Regions from separate parts of the Homo sapiens genome. Here region 2 is linked to region 1. A link is an interaction called in ENCODE POLR2A ChIA-PET data of the cell type or tissue named here. Cell type or tissue: MCF 10A. All regions are shown on one strand.

What was found. ChIA-PET counts read pairs that join two places held together with the same protein. Peaks named below come from ENCODE experiments on the same cell type or tissue, not always from the same donor. Only the 100,000 strongest peaks of a DNase experiment are listed, where the experiment ranks them.
Region 2: POLR2A ChIA-PET joins it to region 1 with 5 read pairs; 2 of 35 experiments call an interaction of 5 or more read pairs at or near these places.

The regions. Positions count from the first base shown.
Region 1 is chr1:246,607,555-246,610,054 of GRCh38, reverse strand. The region is part of intron 2 of CNST (consortin, connexin sorting protein); the gene reads right to left. It overlaps LOC105373271 (a long non-coding RNA gene), which reads left to right and starts at 985. Exons shown (of 2, transcript XR_001738569.2): 1 at 985-1,072. In MCF 10A, no CTCF peak of the experiment used is centred here; a DNase peak (open chromatin) is centred at 944.
Region 2 is chr1:246,739,801-246,742,300 of GRCh38, reverse strand. It overlaps SCCPDH (saccharopine dehydrogenase (putative)), which reads right to left. Exons shown (of 12, transcript NM_016002.3): 4 at 2,000-2,129. Among named protein-coding and RNA genes, the nearest start is that of SCCPDH, 17 kb to the right of the region's middle. In MCF 10A, no CTCF peak of the experiment used is centred here; no DNase peak of the experiment used is centred here.

The DNA of each region.
Region 1 (2,500 bases):
CGCCTCAGCCTCCCAAAGTGCTGGGATTACAGGCCTGAGCCACTGCGCCTGGCTGGGAGTTATTGTTTAATGGCACAGAGATTCTGTTTGGGGAGATAAAAGTTTTAGAAATAGATATAAATGATGGTTGCACAACATTATGAATGTAATTAATGCCACTGAACTGTAGAATGAAATGGTTAAAATGGCACATTTATGTACAGAAAAAAATGTCTTCAGTTCTGTGATTTAATGGGTCTTTGAGTCATTGCATAACCGAATTCCTCAAACCGCCTTACCCATTAATGCTGATGCATATCTTGGGCATAATTTTGGAAGGCAGATCAGAAATAAATTTTAACACACGCTTGATGTGGTTCCTGTGAAGAATCTCTCTGCCCTGCTCCCTTTTTCTGACATGTTTCATCCTCTAAGGTTCTGATCAATGCCATGAAAATGGAAAGGAGGGTGAAGGACAATGCTCACTTTTTTTTCTTTGAGACAGAGTTCCGTTCTTGTTGCCCAGGCTGGAGTGCCATGGCATGATCTCGGCTCACTGCAGCCTCTGCCTCCCAGGTTCAAGCAATTCTCCTGCTTCAGCCTCCCAAGTAGCTGGGATTACAGGCGCCCACCACCATGCCCATATAATTTTTTGTAGTTTTAGTAGAGACGGGGTTTTGCCATGTTGGCCAGGCTGGTCTCAAACTCATGGCCTCAGGTGATCCGCCTGCCTCAGCCTCTCAAAGTGCTGGCATTAAAGGCGTGAGCTGCCGTGCCTGGCCAGTGCTCACCTTTTAAATACCTCCAGTCATTGGCTAACCATACCGAAGCAGCAAACAGGAAACATCCCTTCCTTTTCCTCAACACTAGACACGGGTATTATGACTGAAATAAATCTGGAAATTAGTCAACTTCCTTCTGACCTGACCTCGGGCCAAAAGAATGTATTATGTGATTATGACATAATTACCACGTGCTGAGTGTGCCATGCTCCCTCCCACACCCCCGGGTTGCACCCTCTGCCTGCAGAGGGAGTGATGCAGGGCTTCACTGAAGAGCTTAGGCTGGAGTCCAGCTGCCCTGTTAACCTAAAGTAAGCAACCTGACTCGCTCAACCCGTCTTCTTGTAAACTAATGGCAAAAGGTTAAATAAGGTGACGTACAACGTACATCCAGAATTTACTAGGCATACAACATGGCGACACTATTCTTGCACTTGAGTGTTGACTAAGTGGTTTTAATGTCAATACAGGGACGGGAAGACAGGAACAGCCACTGGACTTGATTTCAGGTGGCAGTCTTAAAACGAACCTCATGAAACTCCAGTGGAATTTGAAAAATGCGTGGGAACAAGAGCTCCCTTAGGCTGCTAACGGCCAAGGCTCCCCATCCCTTGGTGCTTAGGTTGTAAAAGCAGGTAACCCACGGGCTTAAATCCTGTTGATCACACAGCATTTATGTGACTCCCGCAAGCTCCACCACTGTCTAGAGCCTGCTTCAGGCTTTCTAATCAAGGCACAATCAGTACACATAAATATTTCTGGGATTTAGCATCTAAATTATGTAGAACATGTCAATAAGCATTAATGTTTGGATTCTCTACTTTTCCTCTCAGAAGTTTGATTAGACATTTTACACTTTAACACGTTTTATTAAAAACTAAAACTGTGTAAGACATTTGCCCAAGCATGCAATTTGTGATGCTAATTCTTAAACCTCTTCTTTTTTAAAAAAACGTTAAAGACAGGGTCTCTGTTGCCCAGGCTACAGTACAGTGGCAGGATCATACAAACTCGAACTCATGGGGTCTAGTGATGATCCTCCTACCTCAGCCTCTTGAGTCAATGGGACCTCAGGCACATGCCACCATGCCCAGCTAATTTAAATTATTTATTTATTATTTATTTATTTGTTTTTTTTGTAGAGACAGGTTCTCTATGTTTTCCAGGCTGGTTTTTGTTTTGTTTTGTTCTGTTTTCTTGTTGTTTTGTTTTTTGAGACGGAGTCTTGCTCTGTTGCCGGGCTGGAGTGCAGTGGTGCAATCTCGGCTCACTGCAATGTTCACCTCCCCGGTTCAAGGGATTCTCCTGCCTCAGCCTCCCGAGCAGCTGGGACTACAGGCGGGTGACACCATGCCCGGCTAATTTTTGTATTTTCAGTAGAGATGGGGTTTCACCATGTTGGTCTGGATGGTCGCGATCTCTTGGCCTCGTGATCCGCCCACCTCTGTCTCCCAAAGTGCTGGGATTGTAAGCGTTGAAAGATTCTCCCCGGGGCCTGAAAGCTTGGGGGGATGAATAACTCCTCCCTTCTCAGGCCCAGTCCCAAAGCACACTTGCGCCAGCAGCATGTGTCACCAAGGTAGCCGAAGCAGGAAGAGGGCTGGCCGGAAGACATTACTCCTGAGGATCGAGAGAGAGGCCATCCGGGTACCACGTAGCAGTGACGTCAGACAGGGACACTTCCTGTTTACAGGAGACTGTAAAACCCCTGCCCGGTCCTCACGTGGGGCTGACGCCAT
Region 2 (2,500 bases), 130 kb before region 1:
TCAAGAAACAGGATTATCATGAAGAAAACTTCTAAACTTCACAGACGTTAAAGCATTATTTTAAGAAATGGAGACATATTAGGTCTAAGGATTGGAACACTGAATATTTTGTAGATGTTCAATTCACATTTCACTTTTTAATTGGAATGGTTCTAGTGTTTCACCATTCATTAAGTATGATACAGCTACTGCCTTCTGACATTCATTCATTCGTTCATTCATTCATTCATTCATTTGAGACGGAGTCTCCATCGCCCAGGCTGGAGTGCAACAGCGCGATCTCAGCTCACTGCAACCTCCGCCTCCGGGGTTCAAGCGATTCTCCTGCCTCAGCCTCCCGAGTAGCTGGGATTACAGTTGCACATCACCACGACCAGCTAATTTTTTTGTATTTTTAGTAGAGACAAGGTTTCACCATGTTGGCCAGGCTGGTCTCAAACTCCTGACCTCAGGTGATCCACCTGCCTTGGCCTCCCAAAGTGCTGGGATTACAGGCGTGAGCCACCGTGCCCAGCCCTGACATTTATTATGTAGGAAACTATTCTATTCCTAAAAATGTAAAATCAGTAAATGGTGTGAATTCTCAATTTTCAAATCATTTTTTGAGATGGGCATATAGCTGTTCACCTCTGATATAATTGCATAACTTCCTAATGCTAAACCTTGGTCTCAATATATTGTTCTTCTAAAATGCCACTGGATGAGCTGCGCATGGTGGCTCACGTCTGTAATCCCAGCACTCTGCGAGGCCAAGGTGGGAGGATCACCTGAGGCCAGGAGTTCAAGACCAAACTGGGCAACATAGTGAGAACTCATCTCTACAAAAATTTTATAAAATTAGTTGAGTATGGTGGCATAAGCCTGCAGTCCTAGCTACTTAGGAGGTTGTGGAGGGAGCACTGCCTGAGCCCAGGCATTCGTTACGGTGAGCTACGGCAGAGCAAGATCCTGTCTCTTAAAAAACTTTTTAAAATGGCACTGGATTAAAATTTTATATAGTATTTTCTTTTTACTTTTAATTTCATAAGCAAGATTTGTAGTTTGTGTGTGTGTGTGCTATCTTTGTTGGACTTTGGTTTCATAGTTATGCTAACTTTTTAATATATGCTGGAACATTTTCCAATTTTTTAAGTCTAGAACACTTTATATGGTACTGAAGTTACCTGTTTCAGTTTTGTTTTTTGTTTTTGTTTTTTTGTTTTTTTGCTTTTTTCTAAGAGACAAGGTCTCACTCTGTAACCCAGGCTAGAGTGCAGTGGTGCAATCATAGCTTACTAAAGCCTCAAACTCCTGGGTTCAAGTGATCCTCCTACCTCAGCCTCCTGAGGAGCTGGGACTGACTACAGGTGTGCACCACCACACCTGGCTAATTTTTTTTTATTTCTTAGGGACGAGTCTTACTATGTTGCCCAGGCTGGTCCTGAACTCTTGGCCTCGAGAGATCCTGCTGCCTCAACCTCCCAAGTAGCTAAGATTATGGGTGTAAGCCACCACACCCTGCTCAGGTAATTTTCTAAACCAGACACTCTTAAATATGCAAAACATCAGTAACTTCAAATGTTTTATCGTAACATTATTTTCTCCATTCTTAAATAAGTGTCTCCAATTCTGTGTTCAATACTTTCTAGCTTTGACGGTTAAAAATTTAAAACCTTTTAACTATAATATACAAATTATGCTTTAAAATGTGCTGATTCCTAAACAAAGCAAGTTTGAATTTATAACGTTGCCAAAGTTGTTTTCCAGAAATTTTACAGCCCAAACTATACTGAGACAATAATATATCACTGTAAAATACAGTATTATCCATGTCTCAACAATAGTCTCAATAGCATTTTATTAAAAGTGCAGCTATATTAAAAACAAAACATGTGTTTAATATTACCCATTTATGGCTATGTTTCTTTTTTCAACTAGATTTTAGTTCACCACAGTTAGAAACATGAAGCCTTTGCACGGTACTGTTAAATTCCATTATTGCTTATTGATCAATAATTACCATTCATTTTATTTCTGGTATATATTACTCCCAGATCTGCTGGAATGGAGTCAAAGCCGCTGCTTCCAATGATATAAACCCCTTTGTCTGCAGCTTTCTCATGATACTTCAGTTGCATTAGTTCCAGAAACTAAAAAATCCAGGATAAGAATTTTAATTAGTTATGCAGAAAGATGTAGACCAGTATTAAATAATTTATCTTTAAAAACAAAGCAACCAAACTTTGAAAATGCTAAGCAGTGTGGCTCTGCAGCAAAACATTAACTGTCAAAATATTTTCCACTTATTCGGCAAATACAGCGCCTACTGCACACCAGGTGGTACAGAAGTTGTGCTCGTCTGACTGTATGACACTTAATTTTTTTAGAATGACTTTTAAATATAAAAGTAATGCCTATTATAAAATATTAAAATATAAAAAATAGAAAGCAAAAAAAAAATGACCCCAAACAGCATTACCCAGATGAACATCATCACAGACATAAAGCTCCGCACACGTAC